Regions from separate parts of the Homo sapiens genome. Here region 2 is linked to region 1. A link is a loop called in an ENCODE intact Hi-C map of the cell type or tissue named here. Cell type or tissue: ascending aorta. All regions are shown on one strand. Each heading gives the region's core, and the rest is flanking DNA. Links, peaks and the distances in the headings are about the cores only. Region 1 has its middle 14 kb from the start of MIR3156-1. Region 2 holds the start of LOC124902530.

What was found. Hi-C counts contacts between places; a loop is a spot of excess contacts. Peaks named below come from ENCODE experiments on the same cell type or tissue, not always from the same donor. Only the 100,000 strongest peaks of a DNase experiment are listed, where the experiment ranks them.
Region 2: a loop joins it to region 1, with 6 times the contacts of the local background. A loop is called at or near these places in 2 of 110 quality-filtered maps.

What each region holds. Positions count from the first base shown.
Region 1 is chr10:45,172,306-45,184,291 of GRCh38, forward strand. It overlaps the pseudogene ANKRD30BP3. Among named protein-coding and RNA genes, the nearest start is that of MIR3156-1, 14 kb to the left of the region's middle. In ascending aorta, for the core only: no CTCF peak of the experiment used is centred there; a DNase peak (open chromatin) is centred at 7,596; H3K4me3 peaks cover 1,282 bases; H3K27ac peaks cover 1,980 bases.
Region 2 is chr10:44,991,575-45,003,560 of GRCh38, forward strand. It overlaps RASSF4 (Ras association domain family member 4), which reads left to right. Exons shown (of 11, transcript NM_032023.4): 10 at 331-428; 11 at 1,695-4,317. The coding sequence ends at 1,755. LOC124902530 reads left to right here and starts at 2,462. Exons shown (of 3, transcript XM_047426129.1): 1 at 2,462-2,597; 2 at 3,231-3,367; 3 at 9,206-10,809. The coding sequence starts at 2,462. The coding sequence ends at 9,835. ZNF22-AS1 (ZNF22 antisense RNA 1) reads right to left here and starts at 9,229. Exons shown (of 4, transcript NR_126421.2): 1 at 8,956-9,229; 2 at 8,712-8,842; 3 at 7,743-7,848; 4 at 2,358-2,632. ZNF22 (zinc finger protein 22) reads left to right here and starts at 9,349. Exons shown (of 2, transcript NM_006963.5): 1 at 9,349-9,404; 2 at 11,706-11,986. The coding sequence starts at 11,795. RefSeq lists enhancers at 1-119, 149-650, 651-1,150, 9,465-9,965 and a silencer at 9,389-9,738. In ascending aorta, for the core only: no CTCF peak of the experiment used is centred there; DNase peaks (open chromatin) are centred at 4,897 and 5,207; H3K4me3 peaks cover 1,270 bases; H3K27ac peaks cover 2,500 bases.

The DNA of each region.
Region 1 (11,986 bases), core at 6,318-8,817:
GACTTGAAAGTATTAGTATATTTCGATTATCCAGTATAGATCTGAAGGAACATTTCAGGAGTTGGATAAACATGAGAAATAGGACACCTGTAAAACTATAACACAACAATTTGGTTGAGTAGTATTTTAATAAGTAGACATTCTTTTCACAAATAGAACTCTTTGAGTCCCTTTGTGGCAGCCATGTTTGCAACCACATAGGTATCAGATAATAATGATGTATTCCAAGGTCACAGCTATGGATGTGGAAGAGATAGGAAAGGCCTCACCACTTAAGATAGAAGCAGCAGCTGCATAGTGGTAACAGCAATGAGTGGATGTCAAAAGGTAAGTCTGTATTTTGATTCTGTCACTTACTAGCTATGGGAACTTGGAAAAAATCATTTAACCTAATCAAATACTAGTAACCTTGTATATAAAAATAGTGCTCATATCTACCTCTTAGGTACATGAGATGAAATAATGTTGTAACAAATGTGAAAACATTCTGTAAACTGGGAAGTCTGTATCCAAATGTAAGACAAAACGATCAAAGTGGCATTTATGTGAAAGCAGAATTGTTAGCACAAGAATAGGGAGTAAGAACAGGCATGTGGATTTCTAATTTTGGGTAAGAGGATGGTAACTTTCAGCAGGCTACCACTGCAGATTTTCCATAGAAATATAGCAGTTTGGAAAATTAGACTTTCCTGTTGAGATTTTCAATGTTTTGACCTGGAGTAATTTCTTTCTAAGTACCAACTGTGTGCTAGGCAGTGAGTCTCTGAATATCCAAGATGAGGGATTATGCTGCAGTAGTAGGAAGATAATAACAAATGAAAAACACTTATAAATCACTGTAACTTTTTCTTAAAAACAAAACAGAGAATGTTTGGTTAGAGAAAATTGAAGAACTTTATAATTAGCATGGGTATGGGAGTGGCAGTGGAATTCTATGGTCAGAGTAGATCTTTCTGCGACTGCCATTCAATCTCCTGTCTCAAAGATGAGGAGTAAGCCATATGAAAGTCTAGGAGGAAGACATTCTGAACAGAGAACAGTGGACCATATTTGTTCATCATTTTGTTCTTAACAACCTAGAATGACTAGGAAGCAGAAAGTGGGGTAACCACCAACATCATCATCATCCTCATTATTCTAAGGTGAAGAAAAATCTGCACATATGTGTCTGGCACATGTTAGATGTTTCACGAATACATGTTTTTATTTTTCTCTTTTTGTGAAGGCTTGCTCTACTTTTCTGAAGTTATGTCTTAAGAATCAATTGCATACTTTATCTAATGATTGTTTTCATTTAAAAATAACAAATATATATTTTCCTTATGAATCTTTCATTTTATTCAAGCAGTTATCAGCAAAAACTTATCAAAATTATTCTTAAGCCTTTGTTTTCCTAAATGAAACAGATTTAGAGTTCTTTTCCTACTCCGCATGACATACTCTGAAAATTCTCGTGCCATGCATAGTTTTTAACAAAAATTCTGTAATTATGCATATGTCAAATGTTTAATCATATTGTATTTTGTTTGCAATGCCCTATTATTTTTGGTGAGGACTACAGTGTAAGGCAGATACTTTGAAGTTAATTCCTTTTGAAATATACACACGTGAATTTTTTTGTGAATATGATTTATTTTTCATGCTCAGTAACCCAGTCAATAGCCACATGAAGATAAAAGATAAGCGTGTTCTACAGAGCATATGCAAGGTTTTCTCTTGAAATGTCTTGGTTTTCAATATGTGAACAGCCTGAAATCTAATTGCCTTTAAAGTAAGGAAATGTGTTTTAAAAAAGATTTGAAATAAAAAATATTGATGCTTGTCATTATTTTTAAATCAAAATTATTTATTGAGGCAGAATGTGGTGGCTTATGCCTGTAATCCCAGTATTTTGGGAGGGAAAGGTGGGTGGATCACTTCAGGTCAGGAGTTTGAGACCCACCTGGCCAACATGGTGAAACCCTGTCTCTATTAAAAATACAAAAAAATTAGCCAGGTGTGGTAGGCAATCAATATATATTTGTTCAGTGTATGAATTAGTGATTGTTAAAATATGCTGTCCTTTATATCCCAAAGTACTAATATATTTTATTTCTATCTCCTCCTCAAGACAGATTCAACTAGCCTATCAATATTCTTGGGTGCAGTTCCTTCTCATGAAAGAGCAAGGGAACTTAAAAAATATCACTGTGAACAACTTACAGCAAAAATAAAACAAATGAAAAATAAGTTTTGGGTACTACAAAAGGAACTATCAGAAGCAAAAATAAAATTGCAGTAAGTGAATCAAAAGGTTAAATGGGAACAAGAGCTCTGCAGTGTGAGGTATGACATCCTAGTTTTAAATAAATATTTCAACTATTTATACTAAAATTATGTAGGATACTTTTTGTAATAGCTGACTTACCTTCTGAGGTTTAACTGCAGAAAAAAACCTGTCTTGTAGAGTGTCAAATTCCTTTAAATAATACAAGTTCTTAACTTTGAATACTTCTACTGATAATTAAATGCATATTTATTTAAATCACAATTTTAATGACTATATAGAAGGCCATTATTTGGAAATCCCATTATTTACTTAACAAATTAATTTTTTTGATTTTTAATTTTTTGTATTATAAGTGCTGCAAGGCATAACTGCAAGTAAATATTTTTCTACCTTTCTAATTATTGATTTGGAATAAATTCTTCAATATAAAAATATTTGGTTAAATTATAGGAAGTTTTAAAAAGTTCTTTGTTCATTACTTCCAAATTGTTCTCAAGAAAATTTATATTCATTTACAGTTCAACAAAGAGAGTGTGAAACGGCCATTCCTCTCCCCCCAAGAATCAATTTCCTTTAATTGTACACTTTTAATCTTAATGTGTATGGAATATAAGGAAAATACTTGTTTATATTTTTAATCTTTTCCTTTCAGAACTGTGATAACTAAAAGTGCTTGTTACAATGTCTCAACTTATAATTTATAAATATAATTCTTAAAATTATATTTTTAAAAATAGAATATCTATAGAATATTCTCAGGAAAAAGGAAATGAAAGGGCTTTGGGAAATTTTATCTGTCTAAATATAAGCAGCACTAATATTGGGGGAACTGGCCAGCAGCCCGCAATGCAACAGGGCTCCTTCTTTGTTCCCAGGCGGATTGGCAGGTTGAGAAATAAAAGACACACACAAGATAGTGAAAGCTGTGTCCAGGGGGGTCACCACCTTCTGGTCCTGTGATGCCGCCAATGCACTGGATATACCAGCATTTATTATTAAGTTTAGTGAGGGTGGGGATAGGTTAGTGAGGGATTTATGGTCATTTGATTATGAGGTGAGATGGTCACGAGGGTGAAGTAATTTAACATAACATCAGTATGCAGAAGTACAGCATACAGAGATAAGAATTTACAATATAGTGTGTGCATCAGCAATTTCTAACAGAGCCTTAAAACAGAAACACAGTCTTTCCATAACCTATGATTAGCAAGATATTAATCAGCAGTAACAGTTGCAGCAAAAGCTGGTTGCAAACAATCCATAGAAACAGGACGTGAAGCTAGACAACTGGTTAGACCACAAATTCTCAGAAGGGAGTATGCTTTAACCCTAAAGAGGCCTAGAAGAGCCGAGGCAAGATAAGGGCATTTATAGCCCCATCTTATCCATATAAACAGGCGCCCCTCATGCGTTCGCTTATAGGCTCTCCACAAGAGTCACATTCCATTCCCAGAGCTATGAACATCTGCTTTTCTGGGATAGGAATCATGGTGATGTGAAACCTCCCTGACTGCATATCCGTTCATAGGCTCTCTGCAGGGGGAAGCGTATCACGCACTGTTGGCTTATTCTGGCAGTCCAACCTGGCATTGTCTTTACACAATCCTGCATGCAATTTTGTATTTACAATAATCAGGAGTATTTCACCTTTTATTCCAAAGCAATAGTTTCAAGGGGTCTCCCTACACACTAAGGCTTCTAGTATGGGGTCTTGTATAGGTTAGACATCAGGGTGTAAATCAAATTTTTGTATGTAGTCAAAGTGATTAATCTTTTATTTTATGCTTTTGCATGTGTTGTAATCCAGGGAAAGTTTGTTTCAATTCTGAAGCTCTTAAAAATTCTCTAGTCATTTCTTTTTTACTTTCATGAATTCATTGTGTTCAAATAAATGTTTGAACTTTGGGGAATTTATGCTCTATAGCATTTGAAGTTTTGATTCAATGGTTCTTCAACTGATACCTACTTACAGAAACCCTTTCAGTGGATAAATGTAAAAATTATTCTTTAAGAGGAACCATGATATCCCATTTTATTGAGTGCTAGCTAAAAATTTATTTTATTTAGGTTTCTCATGCTTATGAAAATGAAAATGATCTCTTACATGAAAATGGCATGTTGAAAAAGGAAATTGCCATGCTAAAACTGCAAATTGGACATACTAAAACATCAGCACCAGGAGAAGGAAAATAAATACTTTGAGGACATTAAGATTTTAAGAGAAAAGAATGCTGAACTTCAAATGACCCTAAAACTGAAAGAGAAAACATTAACAAAAAGGGCACCTCAGTATAGTGGGCAGCTTAAAGTTCTGATAGCTAAGAACACAATGCTCACTTCTAAATTGAAGGAAAAACAAGACAAAGAAATACTGGAGAAAGAAATTGAATCATACCATTCTAGACTAGCTTCTGCTATACAAGACCAAGATAAAGTGTGACATCAAGAAAAAACCAAGAACTTGCTTTCCACAGTGCTCATTTGCAAGGAAAAATGAATGTTGATGTGAATAATATATAACAATGAGAAGCTTCATCAACCACTTTCTGAAGCTCAAAGGGAATCCAAAAGTCTAAAAATTAATTTCAATTATGCAGGAGACGCTCAAAGAGAAAATACATAGGTTTTAGAACATGCACAAAGAGACCTAAGTGAAACATAGTGTCAAATGAAGAAAGCTGAACACATGTATCAAAACAAACAAGATAATGTGACCAAGCACACTGAACAGCAGGAGTCTGGAGCAGAAATTATTTCAACTACAAAGCAAAAACATGTGGCTTCCACAGCAATTAGTTCAGGTGCATAAGAAAGCTGATAACAAAAGCAAGATAATAATATTCAGTTTTGAGAGGAAAACGCAACATCACCTCCTAAAAGAGAAAAATGAGGAGATATTTAATAACTGTAACCATTTAAAATAATGTTTATACCAATATGAAAAACAGAAAGCTGAAAGAGAAGTATCAAAAAAAATAAATATTTTTCAACCTTCCTGAAAGAAAATTTAAAGTCATATTTGGCCTTAGATAAATGCTGAATCTAGTTTAATATAGATAATAAATATATTTACCATGTCAGCTTAGAAACATGGCTTATTTCCACCAAATGCAAGTTAAAGCTGAGAGATGTTTTACTTTAAGACATTGTGTCACTTATGAAATTTTAAGAATTTAAGTTAAAGGTTTTTAATAGATTAACATTAATGACATTGGCTTATACTGCTGAAATAAAGGTTTTTTTTTTTTTTTTTTTTTTTTTGAGACGGAGTCTCGCTCTGTCGCCCAGGCCGGACTGTGGACTGCAGTGGCGCAATCTCGGCTCAGTGCAAGCTCCGCTTCCCGGGTTCACGCCATTCTCCTGCCTCAGCCTCCCGAGTAGCTGGGACTACAGGCGCCCGCCACCGCGCCCGGCTAATTTTTTGTATTTTTAGTAGAGACGGGGTTTCACCTTGTTAGCCAGGATGGTCTCGATCTCCTGACCTCATGATCCACCCGCCTCGGCCTCCCAAAGTGCTGGGATTACAGGCGTGAGCCACCGCACCCGGCCAATAAAGGTTTTAATATCTCTTTGTGGCCACATTTTATGACCACGATGAAACAGATAAATGGGAATGCCCATATCAGCAATGAGTATTTTGAAATTGATTCAACAATTTACTTTGACAGTTAATTCTAAATTTTCCAGAGGAACTGAAGTGTATTTGAAGTATATTTTGAAGTGTACATTTCTGCATCTTGTAATACTACTTTTTCAGTAACTTTTTGTATATTTTAGTTGGTAGAATTTTATTTTCATTTATGTCAATTTGACTTAAATCTGAACATATCTGAATCTCAAATTATGTATTGTTATGACAACTTAATTTTTTAAAGCCATCTGTGTTTTATTAAATAATAGCTTAGGACAAATGTAGTGGATTTTAGCAATATCAAATTTGATTTAATCATCCCACTGGTATTTATAATTTACTTTGAATATTGTTACAAATAATTTGCTCATAATTTCTATTTCAAGGCTCAAAGACTGTCATGTGGATAGAACTTTGTCCCAGAGAAAGATCATTGTAGCTATCTGTGATTTATTAGCTTTGCATTGGATCCCCATTTTTCAATTCATGGGGGGTGGCAGGGTTCATGTATAGTACAAAAAAAGTGAGTAGAGGAGAGAAACTTAGCAGCTGCGGTCAGGAGGGATGTGGAGACCAGGTTACCTAGGGCCTCTAAAGCCTTTGAAACAAAAATACTTTTATTCTGAGATAGAAACCTGTTGGAAAAATTTCACCAGGTGATTGAGTATGTGAGGAACTTTGATGTTGATTTGTGCTTCAATAAAAAAGAAGGAAAGCATTCCACAGCATAGAATTTACCACCACTAGTCCTGCCCACATATTTTCTTGAGACTTCAGTAAGTTGTGAAGCATTACAGATTCATTAGGGGACAAATGACTAGTGGGATGAATCTGGTGTCTAGTAAGAGAGTACCAGTTTGGCAGGAAGATAATACCTTCTTGTGTCCTTAAGTGGATTCAGTAATAAGCAGGAATGTGTACACATAAAGAAAATAAGCTGAACCAATATATTTGGTGATATTTTTGAAAGTAAATATTGTTAATTTGATAAGGTGATTTACAAATCAATAACAAACATGTCAGGTCACTGTGAGACAACTTCAAAAAAAATTGGCTGATCTCAATAAACAATGTGTGTCTGAGGCTTCACTAGAAGCTGCATCACATTACCACATTAATCTCAAAGTTGAGGTACAGGATTTAATGAAAAAATGATTTCGAATTGAAAGTCAAGTATGTATTAAAAGTAACATGCCAACAGTGAATCTATAGCTGGTGAAATTATATAAATTGTTTTATGATACTAATCTCCATGGGGAGACTTCTTTTATATGTTCATTATAATTAGTTGTATTACAATTTTATTATCATTATAATGTGCTTATTTTTAAAACTGTGGCTATAATTCTGCAATGTTTTTCTTATGATTAAAAATTTTCTCATAATATCTGCCCTCAAGAAGGTTAAAAATTATACATCATTTATCCCACAAGTTGAGAGACTATTCTTCGGATAAACAGTATTTTTCAGTGATTTATGTTGCCATGGTGAGGCAAGCGTTATTTAATCAGAGAAGAATGTTTAATGGAATATTCCAGAAAATTATCTGTCTGAGAGGCTGCCTTAAATACTTCCTAAAATGCTTGCTGAAAAGTCCGGCAAGATGAATATGACTTGGAGGCTGGGTGGCAGGCCGGTTTTTTGGAGGCCGGCCTAGAGCCTGCCTGCATGGGAGTCTGGTCGAATGACAAGTCTTCTGGCAGGGGGAGAGGCTTGCTGGAACGCTGATCGAAATGCTGGCTGCATGGAAGGCCGGTCTTCAGGCTGGCTGGCTGGCTAGGAGGCTGACATAGAGGCTTGCTGGGAGATTTGCCAAGAACCCGGGTGAGAGGCGGCCGACTAGGAGGCTGGCGGAGAGTCCGTGTGAGAGGGTACCTCAAATTCTTGCTAATTTTGCTTGCTGAGGGCCTGGTAGGCTGAGTCCGGCTAAGAGCCTGGTTGTACCAGGCTCGCTTGTTAGGAGGCTGGCTACAAGATCCCGTGAAAGCCTCACGGCTCTACTCAACAAATTTCTCTAGAAAGAGGCCGGAGTGTACAAGGGCTTCACTAGACCACACTTTTTACTGATGTTGGGCCGGATGTGGTGGCGATTAAGGGCAAGGGCGAGCGGCGGGGGCTGGGGCTGGGGCTGGGGCTGGGGCTGGGGAAGGGCGAGTGAGAGGAGCGGCCTCTCTCTTAAAAGGTGGCTGCAGCCATGCAGAGGCTTTCTGCCACTGCTGTCAAGGGCGTGACAAGCCTGGAGTGCCAGAGAGCCTTCACTCAGCTGGTCTACCACCAAAGACTCTTAAGTCATCCACTATAGGGATATCAGAAAGATGCACAGAGCTGCCTCCCGGGGCCACGCCTGGAAGCTTGCAGGGGATGATGTGAAGACGAGGACCATCGACCTGAACATAAAAGATGCGAAGAAGAGGCGCCGTGCCCTGCCTGAGCTGGGGCTGCAGGAGGAGGTGACAGCTGTGGGAGGATCGCCCCTTCAGCGTGGGGTGTGGTGGGTGTCCCCGGGACAAAGGCAGCAGGTGGAAGAGTGGGTCGGCAGCGGGGCAGAAATCTTGGGCCCCGGTATCTGGGCCTTCTTCCTGGGCAGGCCCCCAGTCCTGGGATGGGGGCGCCCTGCAGGGCACAGGGACAAGGCCTGCAGGGCAGAGGGACAAGGCCACCTTAAAATCAACCTCAAACTTTGGCTGCCTTCTCCTTCACTCCCACTGAGGCTGTTGGAAACGCTGGCTGCAAGGGAGGCTGGTTTTGAGGCTGGCTAGTCAGGAGGCCGCCTAAGAGGCTCTCTAAGAGGCGTACTGGGAGGCTGGCCACGCCATTGGTGGCATGGGAGGCTGATTCTGAAGCTGGTTGGCTAAGCGGCTGGCTAACAGACTTACCTAGAGGCTGGCTGGAAGGCTGGCCAAGGCGCGGGCTGCATGGGAGGCTGGTGTACTGAAGGACTCTCTTGAAAAGTAGCATAGAGGCTTGCTGAGAGGCTGGCTCACTGGGAGGCTGGCCTAGAGCCTGTGGGAGAGGCTTTCTGTCTGAGAGGCTGCCATAAACGCTTGCTAAAAGGCCTGCTGAGATCCTGGCAGGCTGAATCTGGCTAAGAGTCGGAATGCAAGTCTGGCTTGTTAGGAGGCTGGCCTAGAAGCTGGCTGCATGGGAGGCTAACCAAGAGGCTGGCGAGGAAACTGGCAGAGTGGCAGATTGTCTGGCTGTGCAAGAGGCTTGCTGGATGGCTGTTAAAAACGCTGGCTGCATGGGAGGTTGGTCTGGAAGCTGATTGTCTGGGAGATTCGCTTAGAGACTTTCTGAAAGGCTGGATCGGAGGCTGGCTGTCTAGGAGGCTGGCCAAGAGCCTGCGGGAGAGGCTGTGTGAGAGGCTGCCTTAAATGCTTCCTAAAACGCTTGCTGAAGAGTCCGGCAAGATGAATGTGACTTGGAGGCCTGGTGGCAGGCCGGTTTTTTGGAGGCTGGCCTAGAGCCTGGCTGCATGGGAGGCTAATCAAATCACGAGTCTTCTGGCAGGGGAAGAGGGTTGCTGGAATGCTGTTCGGAATGCTGGCTGCATGGGAGGCCAGTCTTCAGGCTGGCTGGCTAGGAGGCTGACACAGAGGCTTGCTAGGAGGCTTGCCAAGAATTAGTTCAACCATCGAGGAAGGAAGTGTGTTGACTCCTCAAAGATCTAGAAGCAGAAAGACCATTGACCCAGCAATCCCATTGCTAGGTATATATCCAAAATAATATAAATCATTATATTATAAAGAGACATGCACATGTATGTTCACTGCAGCACTATTCACAACAGCAAAGACATGAAATCTACCAAAATGCCCATCAATGTTAGACTGGATAAAGAAAATTTGGTACATGTGCACGATGGACTATCATGCAGGCCTAAAAAGAAACAAGATCATGTCCTCTGCAAAGACATGGATGGAGCTGGAAGCCATGATCCTCAGAAAACTAATGCAGGAACAGAAAATCAAACAACACGTATTCTCACTTATAAGTGGGAGCTGAATGATGAGAACACACAGATCCATGAGGGGTAACAACACACAATGGGACCTGTTGTGGGGGCAGGAGGAGGGAGAGCATCAGGAAGAATAGCTAATCAATACTGGGCGTAATATCTGAGTGATGGGTTGATCTGTGCAGCAAACCACTATGACACACGTTTACCTATGTAATGAACCTGCACATCCTGTACATGGACCCCAGAACTTAAAAGCTGAAGAAAAAAAAAATAAAGAAACTTTAGTGCTGTCCAGGGATGCACACTGAACAGAAAAAATGGCCTTGTGATTTGCTTTATAATATTCCTGTAAAGATAGATGAACAGATAGATGAACAAAATGTAGGACAATCTTGATCACAGAAATTGAATAATGGGTATTTTAGTGTTACTTTTACTATTTTCTCTACTTTTGAATAGGTATACAAATTGTAATTAAAAGATAAAAATAAATATATTAATCCCTGCTTTGAAACCACATACAAACAGTACTCTGAAAAGATTCAAGCAATTTACATGGTACTATATGGATCTCCCTCGCACCTCTGTATGTAACATTTAAATATTTTGCAACTGGCCAGGCACGATGGCCCATGCCTGTAATCCCAGCACTCTGGGAGGCGAAGGCAGGTGGACCACCTGAGGTCAGGAGTTCAAGACCAGCCTGGTCAACATGGTGAAACCCTGCAGGAGAATTACTTGAGCCCGGGAGGCGGAGTCTGCAGTGAGCCAAGATGGCGCCACTGCTCCAGCCTGGGTGACAAGAGCAAGACTCCATCTCAAAAAATATAAATATAAATAAAATAAAAGATCTTCTTTCTTAAATTCTTACTTCATGTTATTAGCACCAAATCTGAAGGGCTCCATTACAGAAACTCTTTGAAATAAGAAACAAATGTATTTTTGAGAAACCACACAAGATGTAGTAATTATCATAGCTGTTAAAAGAAATGTGCTCATAAACAAATAACAGTAAAGGATTAGAGGCTTTCGGTCACACCAGGAAGTGATATTAATTATAATTCTTCTGTTAATTCTGAAAGAAAATATATAAACCTACTTCTAACAAACTTCCCATAAAACAAAACAACAACAAAACTCTTGGAGTTGAGAATGAACAGCAGAAGTTCTAGAAAAGCAGAAGTTCTAGAAGTTCTAGATAGCAAGCAACTGTGGAACACAGCGCACTGCCTTCTGCACTGCCCAGTTTCTGGCACCTGACTCACAGGTGCCAAATGGCTGCAGGATTACGACGTTGGAAGTAGTGAATATTTCCTCAATACTTGCAGTGGTTCATAGCAATGAAAAATCTAAGATTTCCTCTCTGCCTTTCAGGAGCTTTAAGGGAAGCAGCAAATACTACTAGCTTCTCACAAGTGGTTACGTTCCAAGATCCACCTAAAGCCATGAGCAGTACAAAGAGAGCCAAGCTTTTATTGTTTACAAGTAAATGATTAATAAACTGTTATTAATAAAATATTGTTTTAGCTATAATAGCCAAAATATTTTCCAATGGCCATATTATGTGAGCAAAATAACTCGACAGTCTCCTCCTTCTATGAGAAAGATGTAAGCTTGCTTGGTGGCAAGGGTCAATGATTCTATTAGGTTTAGCTGATTCTTTATCTTTTTTTGTTAGGGGCAGGGTCTTACTCAGTTGCCCAGGCTGGAGTGCAGTAGCCTCAAACTCCTGGGCTCAGGCAATCCTCCCATCTCAGCCTTCCGAGCAGCTGGGACCACAAGCACATGCCACCACACTTGGCTAATTGTTAATGCTTTTGCAGAGATGGGGCCTCACTCTGTTGCCTAGGCTGGTCTCAAACTCCTGGCCTAAAGCCATCCTCCTGCCTCGGCCTCTCAAAGTGCTGGGATTCCAGGTTTGAGTCACTGTGTCCAGCCAGGTTTAGCAGGTTCTTTTTACCATGCTCAATTTCCAAAAAAACACAGGAGGGCAGAGGTGAGGCCTCTTATGCAGATCCTTCTTCTCAGGTGTCATCTCCTCACGAATCCTAGTGACATCACAGTGGTATCTCTAATGATAAACAATGTTCACCACCTGACCTATTTTATTGCATGACTTAAAAAT
Region 2 (11,986 bases), core at 3,741-6,240, 180 kb before region 1:
TTCCATTGTTAGAAACAATGGTGCTCCCACCTCCCTACCCCCTAGCCCAGAGGGCACCCAATGTGACAATGCTGCTGTACTGAATGCTCTTCCTAATATTCAGTTTAATATTTCCTCCCAGGGATAACAGTTGCCTTTGAGATAGTAATAGGCTCCCGTCCTGGCATCTGTACACAACACAGCAGTGTGGGGGTGGGGTGGGAAAAGCGGCAGCTCCTTCTGTGGATACAAGATGTTGGCTGGATGGGCCACTATGGAAGCCTTGAGGAAAAGAAAACATACTTTTGGCTTCGAATTTAAAGCACATTAAAATGTTCTTGGATTTTCTAGGTCGCTCAGTACATTAAGTTTGAAATGCCGGTGCTGGACAGTTTTGTTGAAAAATTAAAAGAAGAGGAAGAAAGAGAAATAATCAAACTGACCATGAAGTAAGCAGCACTTAAACAGACAGTCATGGGTCCTGAACATCAGGGCAGGTCTGCAAAGCACAGCACCAGTGCCGGCTGGGAGGTCTCTCTCCTCCATGGGCACCAGTACCCTGGTACGGGAAGGCCTGCTAACCCTAGCTCCCCAGCATCACCCTCTGGCCCCCTGCTCGGTATTGCCACCACGCTGGGGTGACAGCTTGCCAAAACAGTGGGACACAGCCCCGATCACCCATCCAGTCTTGGCATCCTCACCAGCGCAGGCATGAGCTGCAGAACACCTGGCAGGAAAGTCAGGCAGGAACCCAAGTGGGCGCTGGGTCAAGCTTCTGAGTTCTGCTGGTGATGTGGCTCCAAGGAGCAGGCATGCTGAGGCAGACTTGGCCTGATTAGGGCCTTTTGTCCTAGTGGGAATTCTGAGCCTTCCCCAAAGTGGCAGATGCTGGAACTCCCAGCCTCAGCCGATGTTTTCAGGTGCAGAGGGCTAGTTCAATGAAAAGGTGAGCAGGTCTCACCTGCCAGCTCCTGGGGACACCACGCCAGGGTCCGGATGCATGAGTTAGCCAGGCTGTAGTCCCAATGACGTCTCCCCCTCAGCAAAGTGAAGTGTGGTCCAGGACTTGTGGAGGGCACCCCACCAGGGCTGGTGGGGAGGCAGCTAGGAAGGAAAGGGCAGGAGCTCACTGAGAGGGCCTGGGGTGTGTGGGGAAAGGATGGATGTTAGCCTCTGGTTGAATGACCCGTGGAAAGCCACATCCTCCACAGGCTCCTGTCTGTGCAGCCAGACCCCAAACAGGCAGAGGAGACCAAAGTCAGAGGGAATCTTCCATTCTGCAGTCAGTCCTGACCCCGTAAGATTTGAGAGCTGAAAGGGATCTGGGGGGCAACTAGTGGGTCCACTCAACGTACAGAGTGGACGCTGAGGCCCAGCACAAGGAAGGTTGCCGCATAGGTTATGGCAGAATCTGGGCTGAAACATGGGCTTCCCGATCTCTGCTCTACCGCCCTGTCCACTCCAGTGTGCTGTTGTCTGTATTAGAGTCTGCAATAGAAATGACAACACTCTGCTCTGATGCTCTGTGCAGTCCACAGCCTGGTTTGACTGCACCTCATGAGGCGCAGGCCACAGCCTTCCCCCTCCTTGGCAGAGGAGAGATGAGGCTGCTGCAGGGATCTCCTGAGCTGGCCATCTGCAGGTCCCTTGCTCTGCTGCCCACCTCCCTGCCCTGTCTGGCCTCAGTGAGTCCTCTTGGCGATGTCTCCCTCCAGGTTCCAAGCCCTGCGTCTGACGATGCTGCAGCGCCTGGAGCAGCTGGTGGAGGCCAAGTAACTGGCCAACACCTGCCTCTTCCAAAGTCCCCAGCAGTGGCAGGTGTACACTGAGCCCTGGTTGCTGGCCCCGGCCGGTCACATTGACTGATGGCCACCGCCTGACGAATCGAGTGCCTGTGTGTCTACCTCTCTGAAGCCTGAGCACCATGATTCCCACAGCCAGCTCTTGGCTCCAAGATGAGCACCCACAGGAAGCCGACCCAGGCCTGAGGGGCCAGGAACTTGCTGGGTCAGATCTGTGTGGCCAGCCCTGTCCACACCATGCCTCTCCTGCACTGGAGAGCAGTGCTGGCCCAGCCCCTGCGGCTTAGGCTTCATCTGCTTGCACATTGCCTGTCCCAGAGCCCCTGTGGGTCCACAAGCCCCTGTCCTCTTCCTTCATATGAGATTCTTGTCTGCCCTCATATCACGCTGCCCCACAGGAATGCTGCTGGGAAAAGCAGGGCCTGCCAGCAGGTATGAGATCTAGCCTGCTTTCAGCCATCACCTTGCCACAGTGTCCCCGGCTTCTAAGCCTCCAATATCACCCTGTGAGCCTCGCACAGCTCAGCCCCAACACAGAGGTGAGACCAGGAATAAGGCCACAAGTATCTCACTTTCTCTGCAGAAATCAATCTTTACTTCATCAGAGAGACCTAAAGCGATTCTTACAAGGAGCTTGCTGCAAGAAACACGGTCATTCAATCACATTGAGGAGGGTCCACATGGCATTGAGAGGGTGCTGCCCGCTCAATGCCCAGCAGCAGCTCTGGAAGGCAGTGCTCAGCCCCATCACCACTGTCCCGTGGATGCCTGTGTACCTCTTGCCTTTTCTGGGCTTGCGTTTCTCTCCTCTAGTGGGTGGGGATGACTTTCAATGACTTTCAATACTTCCCCTGAAGGAAGAATGATAAGGAGAAATGTCTGTTTTGAGGAAAGGGCTTTGAATTCCCCAGATACTGAACAATTTGTGTTTGTGACTGATGGAGAATTTCAGGAATGAATGAGAAAGCCTTTGCGAAACTATGCAACAGTTTACATCAGTCATGTGAAGTATTTGTCTAAAACAGAGCAAACTGAAGACCAAATTATTCTCCTGTTGAGGTCCGTGGATGGCAGATTTAAAGGGAAGAACCACAAAGGCTTGCAAAGATAGGAGAGGCTCCATCTCTAATGCATGTAGAAGCTCCTTACGGGTGCCCATCAAGAGCATAGCTTGGAAGCCACCATGCTGTGCGGAACTGCGTCAGGGCAAATGTCACAGCAGGATTTCCCCAACCCAGCTCCATCATCACAGACACAGAGAGCTGCAGGGGAGGCCTGCCCACTGTTTTGTCGACTCTGCCCTCCTCTGGCAGCATAGATCCTTAGGTGCTCAATAAAGGTGTGCTGTATTGAACTGAAGAAGTGAGAACCAAGCTTTTTTTTTTTTTTTTGCTTTCTGTGCATCCACCCTGACCCCCGGCTCTAACTTCTGAAACTCTTATCCTAAAGGATGTGTGGCCATGTTTGGCAGAAGAGCCACAACTCGCTGCTCTAGGAGCCGACATGACTCCTTCATTTCTGTGCATGCCCTGGGGACTAGGGTGGAGCCTGAGGAGAGGCTGCCATGGAACACGCAGGCGTCACTGGTGGGAGCCTAGAGGTGACCTGGATGATGAGCAATAGAGTCACCCCGAGTCACAGAATCTTAGCATCAGGAGGGCCCCAAGAATCTTCCAGGCCAGGGGCTCAGGTGGGATGGAAGCAGGGCCTAGGAGAGGGTACAAAACAAATCAAACAGGAGCTCCCAGGTAATTGTACTCCCAAGCTATTATTTACAATCTCAGGTGGAGGACAGCTCCTGTCCCATTGTTCAGCTGTAACTGAGTGACTGCCTTGTGCCAGGCCTGTGCTCAGCCCTGGAGGCACAAAGATGGAGCCAGTCTGTCCTGTGTCTAGGGGTCTTCTCATCAGGAGAAGAAGGCCAGACACTGGAAGGGTCAAGAGATCAGCTGAGCAACGAACCGGCAAAGCTCCTGGGAGTGAGGTGGAGGCCAAGGCAGAGTTGGCTAAGAAGTGCATGTGGCGTCACAGGCCAAGATGCACCTGCCAGCTAGGAGCAGGCCAGGTCCTGGCACACAGGAAGCCAGTGGAGCAGGAGACCCTCCCTAAGTACCAGCCTGTTTGGTTGGTTGGTTTGCTTTTGAAAGTTATTACAATATTATTTAAGGCCTTTTCGGATAAGTTCACTTTTAAAGTAGGTGTTATCAATCTAATTTCTGAACGTTATGGGTCAGAAAAATCACTAGCAAGTGGCTCAGAAAAAGGGAAAAGGTACACTTCTGCAATCAGCTGAGGAGTTCACACCTTTTTTTCTAAATCAACATCATATTTGCTGTTCAGAGGCAATCTGAAAAGCTGCAAATTCAGCTCACCTCAACCCCATAATTTCAAACGTTAGAGGCTGGTCTCTGTGGTTTCCTACTGGTTCCTGTGGGGAGCTCCCGCTTTCTTTCTACATAGAGCTTAGGGTATTTCTCATATGCCCCATTGGCTACCTAGTGTCTCAGGTAATAAACGTATCCGAAGATAAAGCAAAGATTGCTATGGGAGAGTGTTGTCTCCTAAAATAGGACTGTCTTGCCAGGCCAGGCCTCAAGAACCAGAGAGAATAATAAACAGCACAGGATGAAATCAGCATGATTGCAAAAGGACTGGACTCAGGAAAAACAAGTTTGTTTGCCCAGAACAAATTACCAGAAGGGATCAAAAACATCTTGTTTTTCTTTGGTGATAACCATATGCTACCGGATTGGAATGTTTACCAGAAAATGGAATAAAGACCTTCCCACTGGCAAAATAGAGCCAGGGTTCACCCAGGATACATCTGGCCCCTTAGTCCCATGGAAACAAGGCCCAAAGCTTATCCAGTCTGACCAGATGATTTGTGGAGGAACCAGCCCTGCAAAATGTGTCCCGGGTGTGTAGGACGCAGGTGCCTTGCAGCTGCGGAGGGGCAGCGGGATATCCTTGCCAGGTGCAGTGGTGGGCAGCATCCCCCTGCCCTCAGTTCCTCAGTGGTGATCAGACAGGAAGCTTGGTCGATCAGAGCCAAGCAACTGAGTATAAAAACAGCCAGATGCATGGGCTATATTTAGGCCCTGAGAGCTGCGATTGTTTGGGATCAGGCTAGCTGCTCACGTGCCCTGCCTGAGACTCACGTTGTGCAGGGTAGGGCCCTGTGCCCTCCTGGTCAACTTTTAACAGAGATGTTTTCTCAGACCTAGGAATGGGAACTCCCAGGGTTTTCTTTCCCAGAGAGTCCAAAGGAAACAGAAAGCCAAGTCTCAGGCTTGGTGGAAAGAACCATTGTTCAGGATCCCTGGGCTGAGAGTTCTTGGTGGGAGACGGACCACTGTTGTTACCGCACATGAGCCACACCTATAACTGCCTTTCTGGCACTTGGGCTGGGGATCCATGTTGCCAAACACAGACCCAAGGCAGCAGTGCTCCCTGCTGAGACAGCGTGTGTGTGTGTGTGTGTGTGTGTGTGTGTGTGTGTCTGTGTGTGTGTGCGCAAGCCAGTGGTGTGCAGGGGACAAAGACATAGGAAAATGAAACTGTCTTGCCAGGATTTTTCTCACCCCAGAAGACTCTTTTTCCTGGAATGAACCCTTCAAATACCACTGGGCTCAGGGACACACTGGTCCCTGCTGGGTAGTTTCCCAGAGATGTCCCAGCCACTAAGGGATCTGGCCTCTCTTGGGCCAGAATCCCCAGAAATATGTGCAGAAAGATGCCCAGACTGTGTCCACCCCCTGCCTCCCACACCCTTGTTCCCTTTCTCCCTTGTGTTTTGTAAATATCATGCGTGACCATTTTCAATAATTTAATTTGCATAAAAATTGCCTAGAATCCCATTTGGGAGATAGACTGTTATAGAGAGGTTAATAGGCTCTGGAGCCAGGCTTTCTGATTTCAAAGTCTGGCTTTGCCACTTACAAATGTGCATGACCTTGGGCGAGTTTCTTGCCTCAGTTTTCTCATCTGTGAAATGGGGATTCTGTGTGGAAGAAAACAAAGTGCTTTCTACTATTCTCTCACTCAGCAGCAATAATCACAAAAGACTTCTGTGACCAAACGGGGTGAGGGATTCTCCCCACACACCAACCAAGCAATCATTTCTGCAGGGACACCAGCTGGGTGTCCTCTAATTCAGTTTTGACACTATCTACTTGGAGATGGCATCACCTCCCATAGGTTGAGGGCTCAGTCCCATAAGATGGTCTCCACCCTTCCCATTAGTTACAAGCCCTGGCCTCTGGAACTTGTGAACTACCCACTTCAAGTTGGGATTCTCGTGACCCCCTCCTTGGGTTAATTTGCAAGAGCGGTTCACAGAACTCAGCGAAACACATTTCCTGGTTTATTACAAATGATATTCCAAAGGATATAGAAAAAGAAATGCATATAGTGAGGTATGAAGGAAAGGGTGCGGAGCTTCCATACTCCTTCCCCTTTGCACCCCCCGACCCCAGGTGGCACCCTCCAGTAACATCCATGTGTTCAGGTATCCAGAAGCTCTCTGAACCCAGTCCTTTGGGAGCTTTTATGGAGACTTTGTAACACAGGCATGATTGATTAATCCATCAGCCATTGGTGATCCACTTCACCTTCAGTTGCCCTCCTCCCCAGATGTTGATGGGGTGGAGCTGAAATTGCCATCCTTCTAATCCTGCTGTGGTCTTTCCAGTGACCAGCCCCATCCTGAAGCTACCCAGGGGCTGCCAGGCATCAGTCAACTCATCAGCATATAAAAAGACATCACTTTGGAGATTCTAAGGATTTTAGAAGTTGTATGTCAGGAAACGGGGAGAAGATCAACTATGTATTTCACAATATCACAGGATAATAACAATTCCTATCTCTTACGGTTGGTGGGAGGTACATTAGTCAACTTTAATGCAATAATACCACCAAGAATCTCAGTGTTACAAGAGCATTTGTTTCTCTAACATTACGTGGGACCGTTGTGGTTACATGTGAGCTTCTGTGGCTCTGCTCCATGTGTCTTATCATCCTGGTTCCTAGACTAAAGGGGCAGCCCCTACTTGGGACATGCTATTCTCAAGGCAGAGGGAAAGAGCAGAGTCCTGGCAGAAACACAATGACTTGAAGTTTCTTCTGGGATGTGATGTACCCCTTGCATCCAGTCACATGCGGTCAGCCAATTCAAATCAGTGGTCAAGTCAACATCAGTGGGACAGGCATGTGGTTCACCAGGAGGCACCGGAGTCACACCACAAAGTGCAGGGACCAAAACCAGAGAAGGTGGAGCAAACCCTCAGGAATAATCATGCCTCAGGAATCTCACGTGAGATCCTCAAATGCTGCAAACAGTGCCTGGCACACAATAAGCACTCAATAAGTGTTAACTATTATTATACTAACAGCTAGGCTGAAGGCATAAAACCCTACCTGCTTTCTCTCCCTGTCTTTTTCCCATTCTCCTTTACCCTCCTCTCCTTCATATATTTTTCTGGCTCTCCCTCCTCTCCATCCTTACTGCCCAGGACTCTGTCCACACTTAGGGACACACACCCCTTTATTTCCTGACTTTCGTCTCTCTCTTTTTAAAAAATCCATCCTCGTTTACCCAATGCTTTAGTTGACATACCTCTGGCCCTTCTATGGCTGGCCCAGTTGTTTTCAGGTATAGGAAAAAGGGATAATCCATCTTTATGTAGACATTAAAGGAGTTAGTTTTAATTAGTAACTACCTTACTAACAAAATGGCTTTTTAAAAATTATCTTTTTATTTTAGTGTACATAGAGCAGACAGTCCCAACGGGTCATGTTTGCTCCTGACGCTTTTCCTAAACCATTTCTAGATCTCTGGCCATTGCCCTTTACCCCAAACTCTCCAACCACCAGCATCAACCAACTTATAACAATTTAATAATAAAAGTAACAACGACTCTCATTTCTTCTGTGTTATACATTGTGCTAAGTGCCTTACATTACCTCATTTAATCACTGCAATAGTCCAGATACTCTCTAGATTGCGAGTGGAGCTTCTTTGTCCAGACCTCATTCAGCTTTGTGCTTTGCCATATGCAGAGACAGCTCCCTACAGAGCAGAAAGCCCCAACTTAAGAGAATGAACCTATGACTTAGTTTAGCCTCCACCAACAAACCACTGTATTACTTCAGGCAGGTCAGCCTCTCTTGCTTCAGTTTACTGATTTGCAAGACAGATATGATAATCTGTGCTTCATGAGACTATGGTGAAGATGAATAACCAGAAGATAAGATGTAAAAGTACTTTGTAAACAATAAGGCATCTTATAAATTCATTCATTCAACAGCTATTTACTGAGTGTCTGTTCCCTGCTGAGCACTGTTTTCAGCACTGCAGACACAATAAAGAACTAAAGAGACAGATCATGAGAGGCATCGGGTGCCACTGCGAGGTCCTTGGCTTTGCTCTAATAAGTTGGGAAGCCTTTGAAGGTTTTGAACAAATGAATGACATGATCTAACTTAGGTTTAAGAGGATTACTCTGGGGCCGTGAATAGACTGTAGGGCAACCCGTCTGGAAGCCAATATAATAATCCAGAAGGTGGATGAAGGTGGCTTGGTGGTTATAGCAGTGGAAGTGTTGAAAGTGGCTTGATAATGAATATATTTTAACGATGAAGCCGACAGAATTTGTGGATAAATCACAGGTGAATTTTGGATGAAAAAAAGAAGAGACAACAGTGACATCAAGGTTTTTGGCTTGAGCAACTGGAAAGATGATGGGATCTTCACCCATCCCTGGGAAGAAGACTGTTGCAAGAACAGGTTAGGTAGATATCAGGAATTCATTTGGGGGGTATGTTAGGTTTGGGATGTCCATTACACATGCAAATGCAGCTCTTGAGTAATCAGTTCGATATACAAGTCTAAAGTTCAATAACATTTATGTCCCACAGTCAGACTGGAGTTACCAATGCGGGAGTCTTCAGCATGCAGCAATAGCATTGGAAGCCAAAAGGCGGAGGAGCTCCCCAGGGAGTGGGGGAACACGGAGGTCAGCTGGTCAGATGACTGAGCACGGCCAGGATGGCTGAGGAGGAGCCTGGAAGGAATAAGAACAAAGAGAGATCATTACTAATGAGCAACAAAAGGGGTGTGTTGAAATCAGACTTTGGAGCCACAAAGAACCATTCCAATTCTGGGTCGTCCGCTTACACACGGTGAACGGAGCACATTTCTTCTCTGAGCCTTGGTTCCTTTCCTGTAAATGGAGTATAACCACTCCCATCTTGCAGGAGCTTTTTGGTGATAATTAAGGTGACTTCGTGAAAAGTACCAGGGTCTCAAAAATCTCAAAATTTGTGGAAAGTATGCAGTTTCTAGGTTGGAGAGGCTAGAGTTTGGTTTCAAAAGCCTCGACCACACACAGGGGCGGTTACAGCTCTTGAGGTCCCGGGGGTCACAGGACGCCTTCCGAGTTGGGGGGAGGAGAAAACAAAACCACAGGAAGAAACGAACAACGCTTTCGGGTGGGCCCGGGACCATAGAGGGTCGCTCCGCCACTTTCCTAGAGCGACCGCGGCGGCGCCAGAGCGCGGCGAGGCCCTCACTTCCGGCGGCGCGGGAGGCGCCCAGCGAGCCAGAGTGGTGGCTGGTCCCGCGCGGTGAGTGGGATTGGGGCACTTGGGGCGCTCGGGGCCTGCGTCGGATACTCGGGTCCGCTCGGGAGCGCGCTGGCCGCAACGAGGGCGGCGCGGGCCCGGGCGATGGCGTGGCTTGCGTCTCCCGCCTCCGGGCAGGGCCTGGCCGCCGGGCGGGGGCGGGAGGGCCACGCGGGCCCAGGGTGGGGCCGCGGCCTGCGCGGCGGGCGGGCCGGGTCAATGAGGAGCGGCCGGCGGAGTGCTGGGAACGGGAGGCTTGGACTGGGGGCCCGGGCGAGGCGCGGCCCGCGGCGGGTGGAACTGGGCGGGTGAGCAGCAGCCCCGGCCCCTTCCGTCGCTCGGAGCGTTCGAGGACTAGATACGTGGAACAAATGCTTAGGCAGCACAGGGCTGCTCTGAGCGGTTTTCAGATTCAGACTCATTGCAACTTCTAACATCTTGATGGTGTTGCCACTTTATCATTACCCTCCCCATTTTACGAGGAAACTGAGGCACATTCCAGTTAGCTGGGTGTGCAAGAACAGCAGCTTCTGTCACTCAGGTTTAACTTCGTGCTTGCCCCTGCTGGGGAGCTATGCAAAGCACGGGTCGCCGCGCTGGACTGAGCAATGGAAGATGTGGCTGCCACTAAGAGTACAGGCTCTGGAGTCAAACTGCTAGGGTCTGGGAACCCGGCCAGTGCCTTCTAGCATTGTGCCCTCGTTTCCTTAACTTAAAACGGAAATAACTGCATAAAGGTGCCAGGAGAATTAAAGAGCTAGCACAGAATCAAGTTACACAGTGTCTGGCACATACTAGTATGATTGCCTCATCCGTAGGTGGATTTGACAGTCTGAGTTTCTGACTAGATCTGACTTCCATTGTATTAAATGCGTGTGCTTTTATGTATAATGACCATTATAGTTATTAAAAAAAAAAAAAAGCAACACCAACACCATGTACCTAACACAATGTCTCCTGTGTGGTAGATGTTCTGTAAATATTTGCTTAAGTTAAGGAGTGGGTAGTCCTAACTGTAATCTTGTGTTATATGCGGCTTACTCTTACGCTGACCATAATTACAGCTGATGTAATTATTAAATATCCAGATAAAGTCCTGGACCTAAAGTCTCAATTATACAATAAGATGAAAGGAAGGCAAGAAAAATTATGTTTTTGTTTTCATTTATTTGCTTTATATGTTTGTATGCAAAGAAACCCAGAATAATTGTTTCTATTTTAAATTCCACATTCTGACACAAGATAATGAAAAATAGTTCCAATAATTTTATTGCTTTTGAAGTTCTAGATTTTCCGACATTGCCACCTATGTGGGGTTTGTAGGGGTTTTTGTTGGTTTGTTTTGGCCGTTATTTTAAATAGCCACAAGTCAGCCTTATAAATAAATAAAATCATTTGAAATTTTGAATTTTGCAGCATTTGGGTATTCTAAAAATTCCATCCTAGTTTTACATGTAAACTCATTTTCTCCCCCCTCTCCTTTTCTTGTGTCCTACCTACCATGCGTTTTCTACTCAGTTTCATTCCACTTTCTGGTAAAAGTTCTTTTGCAGTTTTTCTGTCTCCGAAAACAGTACTTTCGTTTTGGGTTTTCAACAAATTGCTTTCTTGGATCATTAGGATCTATAAAAACCAATAATAAAGCGTGTCTTCATAGACTAAGTAAACCTACCACTCCCTGTAGAGAAGTTTCAATTTTCAAAACACTTTATGCTACAGAATTAGAGCTAAACTGTCATCTAGAGCTATGGAAATCGAATGCTAAATACAGATAAACAGGAATATATCATAAAGTAGTGTAATTTGTCATTTCTTATTCATTTGGATACCTTAGGCAGTTACTAGTTAGTAGAAGTTTAACATGGAACTAAATATTAAAGCATAGTAATGTTCTGTTACACAAATTTTGATTGTCTTTTGGAGTTACTCCATTCCCATTAAGATTTACCTTATCTCCACTTTTTAGTTCTTCAAAATTATGTACTCATTTGGTAATGCTTGGAAGATTTATATTTCACCTGATCACTTTTAATTTGTCTTGTCCCAATAGACAGAAACTCCAGTGGTAAACTCAGTCAAAATTTGGTGATATTTGTTAAGCTTAAACTCTGGAATTGTTAGAATTACTTTGCAAGTATTTCCCCCAAATTTCCCCCCATATTATCTTTGTTTGCATTTATACTTTTTAAATTTAAACATGAATGCAATTTTGGTGGGTTGAAGAGATATTAAAATTGAATAGTTAACAGATATCTGTAATTTTTTTTCTGATCATCTCTAAATTTTTTTTCCTTCTACACACAGAAAATTCTGAGCTGTACACCTCTAGGAAATGAAACACTAGTTCAGAAGAAGCCTGTAAACTCTCTTACAAATACATTTGGTTATTCACCATGAGGTTAGCAAAGCCTAAAGCGGGTATTTCTCGGAGCTCAAGCCAAGGAAAGGCCTATGAGAACAAGCGCAAAACAGGCCGGCAGCGGCAGAAGTGGGGCATGACTATTCGATTTGACTCAAGCTTCAGTAGACTCAGAAGAAGCTTGGATGACAAACCCTATAAATGTACTGAATGTGAAAAGAGTTTC